Linked DNA regions of Homo sapiens: region 1 is linked to region 2. The links are chromatin loops, found by intact Hi-C in ENCODE. Cell type or tissue: PC-3. All regions are shown on one strand.

What was found. Peaks named below come from ENCODE experiments on the same cell type or tissue, not always from the same donor. Only the 100,000 strongest peaks of a DNase experiment are listed, where the experiment ranks them.
Region 1: it touches region 2 in a loop (15-fold over the local background); 2 of 110 quality-filtered maps call a loop at or near these places.

Annotation. Positions count from the first base shown.
Region 1 is chr17:5,777,771-5,782,770 of GRCh38, forward strand. All of the region lies in intron 1 of LOC339166 (a long non-coding RNA gene), which reads left to right. Among named protein-coding and RNA genes, the nearest start is that of NLRP1, 200 kb to the left of the region's middle. In PC-3, a CTCF peak has its summit at 2,933; a DNase peak (open chromatin) is centred at 2,891; H3K27ac peaks cover 976 bases.
Region 2 is chr17:5,882,255-5,887,254 of GRCh38, forward strand. The region is part of intron 2 of LOC339166 (a long non-coding RNA gene); the gene reads left to right. Among named protein-coding and RNA genes, the nearest start is that of WSCD1, 190 kb to the right of the region's middle. In PC-3, no CTCF peak of the experiment used is centred here; a DNase peak (open chromatin) is centred at 2,097; H3K27ac peaks cover 3,142 bases.

The DNA of each region.
Region 1 (5,000 bases), 100 kb before region 2:
TAGGGATGGAGGGTGATGACAGAAGATTTGTAACCCTTTAACTGTGATGCAAAACAGAATAGTGAAAGAAATCCCCCTTCTGGGTGTATATCCAAGAGGAGCAAAAGCAGGGGCTTGGACAGAGATTTGCACACCCATGTTCATAGTAGCGTTATTCACAAGAGCCAAAAGGTGGAAGCTTAAACATGATAAAGTTGCTAAATTATATATGTATGTTTTTACCTCAAATGCTTTAAAAAAAAAGTGAAAACAATCCAAAGTGTCTATTAATGGGTAAACAAAAGGTGGTATTCAGGCTTCAAAAGAAGTGAGATCCTGACACATGCTACACCATGGATGAACCTTGAAGACATTATATGCTGAGTGAAATAAGCCAGATACCAAAAGACTGTATGATTCCACTCATACGTGGTTCCTAGAGTGGCCAAAATCAGGGACAGAAAGTAGAATGGTGATGGCTGGGGTGGGGGAAGCGGGGCAAGGGGGAGTTGGTTAATGGGTACAGAGTTTCAATTTTGCAAAATGAAAAGAGTTCTGGAGGTGGTGGTGATGGCTGCACAGTGTGAATGTGTGAATGCCACTGAGCCGTACACTTAAAAATGGTCAAGATGGTAAATTTGATGTTGTGTATATTTTTCTGCCCAAAAAAAAAAAAAGATCCTTAGAAGTGCAATAGAAAAAAAATGTGGGAAGTGGCTGGTTACATTTCCAGGCCACGTGCCATGTGCAGAGCGGGACTGGGAAAGTTTCGGGGACATCAGGAGGGAGACCCTGGACAAAGGAGGGGAGTGCACAGAGCAGGTTCATTCTCCAAAGCCAAGGTCAAGGTCACACTCCTCTCCACAGACCCAACTGTGAGTCCTGAGATGCCCCAGACAATTAAATAAGGCTTGAATCAAAATGATATTTTACTTTGAAAAAAGAAAAAGCAAGAATCACAGGTGTTTTCTTTCCACCCTTTGGATATATGGCATCTGACTGTGAATGGTATGTAACCACTTTTTAAGGGAAAAATAGGCATGTATGTTTACTAGTGAATCAAGCAAAATAAAAATCAACTGGCCACATTGGCCCTGACCTTTTACTTACCACCTTCTTCCCGTAGGAATTCTTGCTCTTGGAGTGTGTGCCGTCCGAGAGTCTCCACACTGAAATGTTCTTTAATCCAGGGCCTCTTTGACATTGTTCTGCACAGGTTCTACTATGGGAATGCAGGAGGTTCATCTTTAGGATCTGTTTGCCTTCATCAACATGACTTATAACCCTCGTGCTTCCTCCACAGATGGCACAGCCACCTTTTGCTGTTTCTTAATCCAGAGCTTTCATTTAAAGATGATAAAAGAAAACATCTGCCGGGCACGGTGGCTCACACCTGTAATCTCAGCACTTTGGGAGGCCAAGGTGGGTGGATCACCTGAGGTCAGGAGTTCGAGGCCAGCCTGGCCAACATGGTGAAACCCCAGCTCTACTAAAAATACAAAAGATTAGCTGGGCGTGGTGGCAGGTGCCTGTAATCCCAGCTACTTGGGAGGCCGAGGCAGGGGAATTGCTTGAACCTGGGAGGCGGAGGTTATAGTGAGCCGAGTTCATGCCGTTGCACTCCAGCCTGGGCAACAAGGGTGAGACTCTATCACAAAAAAAAAAAAAAAAAAAAAACTTGGGCAGTAAAAGAGCTCATGAAGCACCATGGCCAGCCCCCCAGAGAGGGGAACACTGCTTTGGGAAACATTTTCTAGTGATGCTGCAAATAGCATGTGCCCTGTGACTGGCCTTCCCGTGGTGCTGTGAGTCTGTGCCTGCTCAGGCCTCCAGCATGGTGACAGGCAGTTGAAACCACCACTTTGTTTCCAAAAGCATAAAAGGATTATGCATAAACTGAGAGGTGGGTGGATAAGCAGAGACACAGAAACTCCAGAGTGTGAATGGTCTGGTTGGGGTTGAGGATGAACGTGGGGAGGTGAGGAGTAAAGAGGGACAGGGACCCACCTACTGTGTGCTGAAACCCCAGTAGGCACTTTCTAAAGTCTGTTCACTTCTCACCACAGTCTTGTGAGTTAGGAGTTTATGACAATAAAATAGTTGAGGGCCGGTTGCAGTGGCTCATGCCTGTAATCCCAGCACTTTGGGAGGCCAAGGTGGGTGGATCACCTGAGGTCAGGAGTTCGAGAGCAGCCTGGCCAATATGGTGAAACCCAGTTTCTACTAAAAAAAAAAAAAAAAATTAGCCAGGCATGGTGGCGGGTGCCTGTAATCCCAGCCACTCTGGAGGCTGAGGTGGGAGAATTGCTTGAACCTGGGAGGCGGAGGTTGCAGTGAGCCGAGATTGCATCATGGCACTCCAGCCTGGGCGACAGAGTGAGACTGTGTCTGAACAAACACACAAAAAATAGTTGAGGAAAGTGAGGCCCAAAGTGTAAACAACTAATTAGTTGGGGATGAGGATCTGAAATGTCTGGATGGCCCCATAGTCAACTGGTTCTCACTCCCATCACATTGACACAGCTTCTGCTTTGAACTTTAACCTGTGAGCCACAGGCAACCACCAAAGGGTTCTAAATAGGGGAGTGATGGGTTCAGAACTAAGTTTTAGCAAAAGCCCTCTGGCAGAAAGGTGGATGATGGATGGGAGGGAGTACTGGGGCTAGGGGGCAGAGACCAGTTCTGAGATTTACTGTAGACTCAGTAAAAGCATTGGAAGTAGGGCAGGAAATGGAGGTGGGGTGGGGAAGATGTGTTAACCATAATCGTATATTGTATAACTTGGTTCTTAAAAAACATATTGGGAGGTAAGAATTTTCCTTGCTGTTTTATAAATAAGGACACCAAAGTCATATGACCGGAAGGCTCCCAGCCTGGATCTGAACTTGAGTGCCTATGACTCAAAGGCTCCTGTAATTTCCTCTAAGCCACCTCATGAGCGCTCCCGCGTGGGCGGTGTCAGATTGGATCCAGACGTGAGGAGAAAGGCAAGGTAGAGTGGCTTTAGAGATATAGAAGTAAGCCGCGGTGGTGGAGTTCTTACCTGGAGAAAGAGAAATCAGGAGGGCGTGGGTTTGGACGCAGCAGGGTATCCAGTGGAAACACTAAGCCAGCAGCTGGAAGTGGAAGTTAGAGGCCTGAAGTCTGGAGATCGCAGATGGGCTGTGGGTTTGAGAGTCTGAAGGGTAGACCTGCTGTCTGAAGGAATGGGAGTGAAGAGGAGAGAGGAGATGTGAGAGAGAAAAAGGAGAGACGGGGAGGAAAGAAGAAAGAGAAGAGAGATGCTGATAGGGCCTCAGGGATGCTGGTGCCCAGGGGGTGGTGAAAGGGAGGAGGGGAGAGAGATACAAAGGAGACTGAGGGTGGGGTGAGGCATAGGGAAGTCAAACCAGGGAAGAGTGTGAAGAGGGAGGTGACCGCCAGTCAAATGCTGCAGAGAGGGGAAGAGGATAAGGCAGAGTGGGTGCCTGGGAATTGAGCCTCGGTGGTTGGGGGTCAGGGGTGGGGTTGGAAAGCTAGTGAGGAAGGTGGACCACAGTACTGTGTAGATGCCTGGACGGGGGCTGCCTGGGATCCTCCTCTGAGGGTCTTGCCTGGGGACTCAAACCAGGATTCTATAGACAACGTCTTCACGTGGCAAGTTATTTTTGCTGTGAACCCACGTGGTCGCGCCTGGTAATTATAGGGTAAAAGGAATTAAGCAAGACATAATTTCTCCCCATCAAACCTGACTGTTTTACGTCTCCACCTCGCACCGGCAGGCAGGCTTTCTCCCTTCACAGGTGCCACTTTGATTTCAGTCACGTTGGAAAGGAATTTGAAACATCTTCAAAGTGATTAAAGAGAGGAAGTCATTGCAAATGTGGGCTAAATGTAATAATCACATAAACTGTTTATGGCCATGGAGCTTTCAGGAGGGAAGGCCTTGTGGTAGCTGACAGTCGGGGTGGGGCTGGGGCTGGTGAGAACAGTGGTGGCAGAGGTGGCGACGGCACTGCAGGTACAGGTGGAGGATGGCTCAGGTGCAGGTGGAGGATGGCTCAGGTGCAGATGCAGGTGCAGGTGGAGGATGGCTCAGGTGCAGATGCAGGTGCAGGTGGAGGATGGCTCAGGTGCAGATGCAGGTACAGGTGGAGGATGGCTCAGGTGCAGGTGGAGGATGGCTCAGGTGCAGATGCAGGTGCAGGTGGAGGATGGCTCAGGTGCAGATGCAGGTACAGGTGGAGGATGGCTCAGGTGCAGGTGGAGGATGGCTCAGGTGCAGTGCAGGTGCAGGCACAGATGCAAGTGGGGATGGATCTAATTGTAATATTAATTATTATTATTACAGCTACTGTTTTTTGAGCATTACTACTCCCTTAGTGCTGTCTCCTTTAACCTTCATTAGAGCCTCATGAAGTGAGCATGATGGTCCTTATAATAAGGGGAGCAAGGTCCAGAGAAGTTCAGTCATTTGTTGAAGACACACACCTAGGAAGGGGCAGGGTTTGGATGTGGAGATAGTCCCATCCCAATTCAAAACCACTCAGCCTCAGCTTCACTGTGTGGGGTCCATGGTCCACGTCTGCTCCCTATGGCATCCCAAGGGGACTCTTTCATGTTCAGGGAATTTGACCTTTGAGTCTAGACCTGGGACTGAGTGGGTGAAACCCTGGCTAATAATTCACCAAAGACTCCAAGACATAAGGGTACTCCTGTGACTCCCTCCCTCCATGCAGGCAAGGTCTTGCTCTGTTGCCAGGCTGGAGTGCAGTGGTGCAATCTCGGCTCACTACAACCTCCACCTCCTGGGTTCAAGCAATCCTCCTGCCTCAGTCCCCCGAGTAGCTGGGATTACAGGCGTGCACCACCATGCCCAGCTAATTTTTGTATTTTTAGTAGAGATGGGGTTTCACCATGTTGACCAGGCTGGTCTTGAACTCCTGACCTCAGGTGATCTGCCTGCCTCAGCCTCCCAAAATGCTGAGATTACAGGCGTGAGCCACTGTGCCTGGCCTCAGATGCCTTTATAAAGCAACTTT
Region 2 (5,000 bases):
CTTCTGTAAAATGTGGAGAGAACTTACTTAATACCTGCTCTTATCATGTTCACCAATGGCCTTTGTGTTAGTTTCTTAGGGCTGCTGAAACAAATTACCATGAATTTGGTGATTTCACAGAAATTTATTCTCTCATAGTTCCCGAGGCCAGAAGTCTGAAACAGTATCACTGGGCCAAAATCAAAGTGTTGGCAGGCTGCCCTCCCACCAGAAGCTCTAGTGGAGAATCCATTCCTTGCCTCTTCTAGCTTTTGGTGGCTGCCGGCACTCCCTGGCTTGTATCCTTCCAGCCTTCCTCCGTGGCCACACAGCCTTCTCCTTGGTGTTCATTGAATCTCCCTCTGCCCCCGTCTTATAAGGACACTTGTCACTGGATTTAGGACCCAACCAGATAACCCAGGATCCTTCTCAAAGTCATTAATCGAATCACGTTTGCAAAACCTCCTTTTCCAAATCAGGTAACATTTACAGGTTCCAAAAAGTAGAATGTATATCTTTGGGGGCCATTTTAACCTGCTGTATCGTCTATATTGTTATGTCTCTAAACATTTCCTGCCTCAGGACTCGGTCCTTGGGCCTCTTATCTTTGTTACTTCCTCCCTTAGGGACCTCACTGGGTGGCAAGGACCTTTCCCTTTCTGGTAATGATCCTCACTCAGTCACATGACTTTAAATCATCTTGCATGCTGGCGACTCCAGCCCAGTTCTCTGAACTCCATGTGTCCCCCTGACATCTTCACTGACCATCCAATAGGCAACTTGAATGTAGGACATCCAAGCCTGAGCCCCAGATGTTCTCCCCTATCCTGTTCTTCCTGCTGCCTTCCCTACCTTGAAGGATGGAAGTCTGTCCTTGCAGTGGCTCACAGGAAAGCCTGAGCACCAGCTTCCACCCCTGTTTCTCGCCCTACACCCCAACTCATCAGCAAGTCCTGTGGCTGATAGATCCAGATTCTGACCAATTTCCATCACCCCACTGCCACCACCCCACTCTGAACCAGGATGACCTCTTTCCTGGATGAGTGAAGAGTCTCTAAATGGACTTTCTGCATCCGTCCAGGTCATTCTTTGGTTTCTTCCCAACACAGCAGATGGAGTGAGCCTCAGGTTAAAATCTAAGTAAAATCCCATCACTCCTCACTGGCCCTCCCCTCCCCTCCCCTCCCCTGCCTTCCCTTCCCTTCCCTTCCCTTCCCTTCCTCTCCCTTCCCATCCTCCCCTCCCCTCCCGTCCCCTCCCCGCCTTCCCTTCCCTTTTTTTGAGATGGAGTTTTGCTCTTGTTGCCCAGGCTGGAGTGTAATGGGGCGATCTCAGCTCACTGCAACCTCCACCTCCCGAGTTCAAGGGATTCTCCTGCCTCAGCCTCCCGAGTAGCTGGGATTACAGGCACGCACCACCGTGCCTGGCTAATTTTTTGTATTTTTAGTAGAGATGGGGTTTCACCATGTTGGCCAGGCTGGTCTCGAACTCCTGACCTCAGGTGATCCACCCACCTCAGCCTTCCAAAGTGCTGGGATTACAGAGGTGAGCCACCACGCCCGGCCCCTCCTCCTTGGTTTCTTAACCTTATTCAGAATAGAAGCCAAAGTTCTTGTGATAACTTCAAAGAACCCCCCCTCCCCCAACCCGCCTCCATCTCCTCCTGCTTCTGCCTCTGGCACTTCTCTCCAGGCATCCTGCCTCCTTGCTCCTCTGTCATCATGCCTGACACAAGCCTGCCTCAGGGCTTTTGCCCTTGCTGTTCCTTCTGCCTAGAACTCTCTGCCCTCACCCCCTCACTCTTCTTTAGGCATTGCTCAAATGTCACCCTCGCAGAGAGGTCTTTCCTCTCTATCATATTTCAGAGGGCTATGCCCGCCCCTGTATCCTCCAACCCACACTTAACACCACTTTACATGTTACTCATTCATTTTGTTTTTCGTCTGCCTGCTGTGACTAGAATATAAGCTCCAGTAGGGAAGAGCCTTTGTCTCCTTTGTTTACTGCTCACCCCTCCCCATGTGTTTTGCAGTGTTCAGTTGTGACTTTGAATATTGCTTTCCTTCTCCATTTAACGTCATGTCCAAATGTTCACGTTTCTTCATAGTCTTTATAACCATGCTTCGTAAAGGATGTGGGCTCTTAATAAATATTTATTGAATGAGCGAGTGAATGAATGAATCAGGGTTCTGAGATGATGAAACAAGATGTGCATGTGAAGTTCGTGGCTCAGCATCTAGCACAGAGCAAGCATTCAAGAGGGGTTAGTTATCACCATCACCATCAATGTTATTAAGATTCCATTAAGTCTTTGGGCAAACATAATCTGAAAATTCTTTGCACGCACCTGCAACCCCACCCCACCCCGCCCAAGGCTTCTTCTCAGCCTTGTTCTGCTAGTTGCCTTTTTTTTTTTTTTTTTTTTTTTTTTTTTGAGATGCAGTCTCGCTCTGTCACCCAGGCTGGAGTGCAGTGGCGTGATCTTGGCTTACTGCAACTTCCGCTTCCCAGGTTCAAGTGATTCTCCTGCCTCAGCCTCCTGAGTAGCTGGGAACACAGGTGCCCGCCACCACACCCGGCTAATTTTTATATTTTTATTAGAGACGGGGTTTCACCATGTTGGCCAGGCTGGTCTTGAACTCCTGACCTCATGATCCACCCCCTTTGGCCTCCCAAAGTGCTGGGATTACAGGTGTGAGCCACCATGCCTGGCCTGGTAGCTGCCTATTCTTGTGCGGCTGAGTTTCAGGCCCCAGCATGGGAATTTGCATTTCCCATGTGTGTTTCTCCTTGCTGGGAGCAGCCTTTCATCTCACCTCTTGAAGCCCTTTGGAATCTGGATTCTGTTTCACTTCTTTGTGTTTCAGAACACACAAAGCTCTGCAAAAATCTTTCCTAGCTTCCTAGCCGGCTTCCTCATTTGATCTCTATAACACTCTTCATTTTGCAAAAGAAGAAACTGAAGCTGAAGGAAGTTAACTTAATCTCCTCATTCATCCTTTTATTTAAGAAGTAACTATTGAGTGCTGCGCTAGGTGGTAAGGACGCCAGGGAATGGGTCCAGCAGTACTGCGGGACAGTATGTCCTGCAAGGATTGACCTCAGGCGGGTGGGTGTTTCTCCAGCATGAGCTTTTGCTCTCTTATCCCAGCCACTGGCCCGTCCATCCTGGGAGGTCCTTCAGGGAGACATGGGACTGTGCCCTCAGAGTCATGGGCCCGCTTGGTGCCAAAGGGTTCCCTCTGCATCTTCACTTGCTGGACAGTGGCAGAGAAAAGATGCTTGTCCTGTATCCTTTGGGTGGGCTCCATGAGGGACCAATACTCCACTGGACTGTAAGCTCCACAGAGGCAGGGACCTTTCTGTCTTGTGCAAACTGCCTGATCCCTCCCTGCATGGCCCAGTGTATGCTCTGGAGTGGGTGCTCAGTAAGTATTTCTTGGTTCAATCATGAGATGCCTATCATAGAAGAGAAAGCTCCCAAACAATGTTGAGAACCGGGGAACATTATGATGGGGGGCCCACGGCTTGAACAGAGCCACTGCATACCTCCAGCTCCTTAGCCTCTGGGTGCTGTTTCCTCTGCAATGTGAACTGCAAGGCCCACACTGCTTTGCCCTTCCTGCCCGGCTTCCAAGCTCTTGGGCATTCTCAAGGCAACGTTAAAGTAAGCTGCGTACATACTAAGGCTAAGGCACCTAGATCTCCAGGAAAGAGGCCTCTTGACAGAGGGGGTTCGGATGGCATAAGATGGTTGTTCTAGTTACAAAGCCCAGGCTGGGAAAATTTTAAGACGAGACTCTAGACTCAGCATGGCCTCCAACTCACTCTGTAACTGTGGGTCTAGTCTCCCATCTATAGAATAAATGGGGACAGATGTGATGGCTCACACTTGTAATCTCAGTACTTTGGGAAGCCAAGGCAGAAGGATCCCTTGAGTCCAGGAGTTTGAAGCTGCAGTGAGCTATGATCACGCCACTGCACTCCAGCCTGGGTGACAGAGCAAGATCTTGTTTCTCTTAAAAAAAAAAAATTAATTAATTAAAAAAAACAATAAAGGGATTATTTAGGGCTTAGGCTTACTAAAGCTCTGATCCCTATAGCTATATGGATCAGCCAGTCTCTTGAAACAACTGATTTCTGTCACTCCCAGATGGCTGGAGAACAGGTCTTCTCTATGGCAAGCTACAGACATATCAGACCAGTTTTGCTGTGGGCCAGGAAACTGCAGCCTCCCTAGAAGCTATTTTTTCCTGCCGCTAGAAAGCCAGGATGGTGATGGCCCCTCAGACTGGACCCCAGGGAAGGTTGTCCTTCCATAACCATTGCATAATTCCATAATTCCACACTTGTTCAAGGTGGCTTTTTTTTTTTTTTTTTTTTTTTGATAGTGTTTTGCTCTTGTTGCCCAGGCTGGAGTGTAATGGTGCGATCTCAGCTCACTGCAACCTCCGCCTCCCGGGTTCAAGCGACTCTTCTGCCTCAGCCTCCCAAGTAGCTGGGATTACAGGCATGTTCTACCACGTCTGGCTAATTTTGTATTTTAGTAAAGATGGGATTTCTCCATGTTGGTCAGGTTGGTCTCGAACTCCCGACCTCAGGTGATCTGCTTGCCTCGGCCTCCCAAAATGCTGGGATTGCAGGCATGAGCCACCACGTCCGGCTAATTTTGTATTTTTAGTAGAGACGGGATTTCTCCATGTTGGTCAGGCTGGTCTCAAACTCCCCACCTCAGGTGATCTGCCGGTCTCGGCCTTCCAAAGTGCTGGGATTACAGGCGTGAGCCACCGTACCTGGCAAGGTGGCTCTTGTTAAAATAGTTTTCCCTCCTTGTGTCAATTCCTTGAACTTAAAAAAAGTTTTGTTTTGAAATAATTATAGATTCACAGGAAGTTGCAAAGAAATGCACCATGCACCCTTCACTTCTTCTTCCCCAATGTTAGCATCTTGCATGATGTTCGCATGATATCAACACCATGAAGATATGTGTGACGATTTTCTCATCTTTTAGAGCAGAAGTA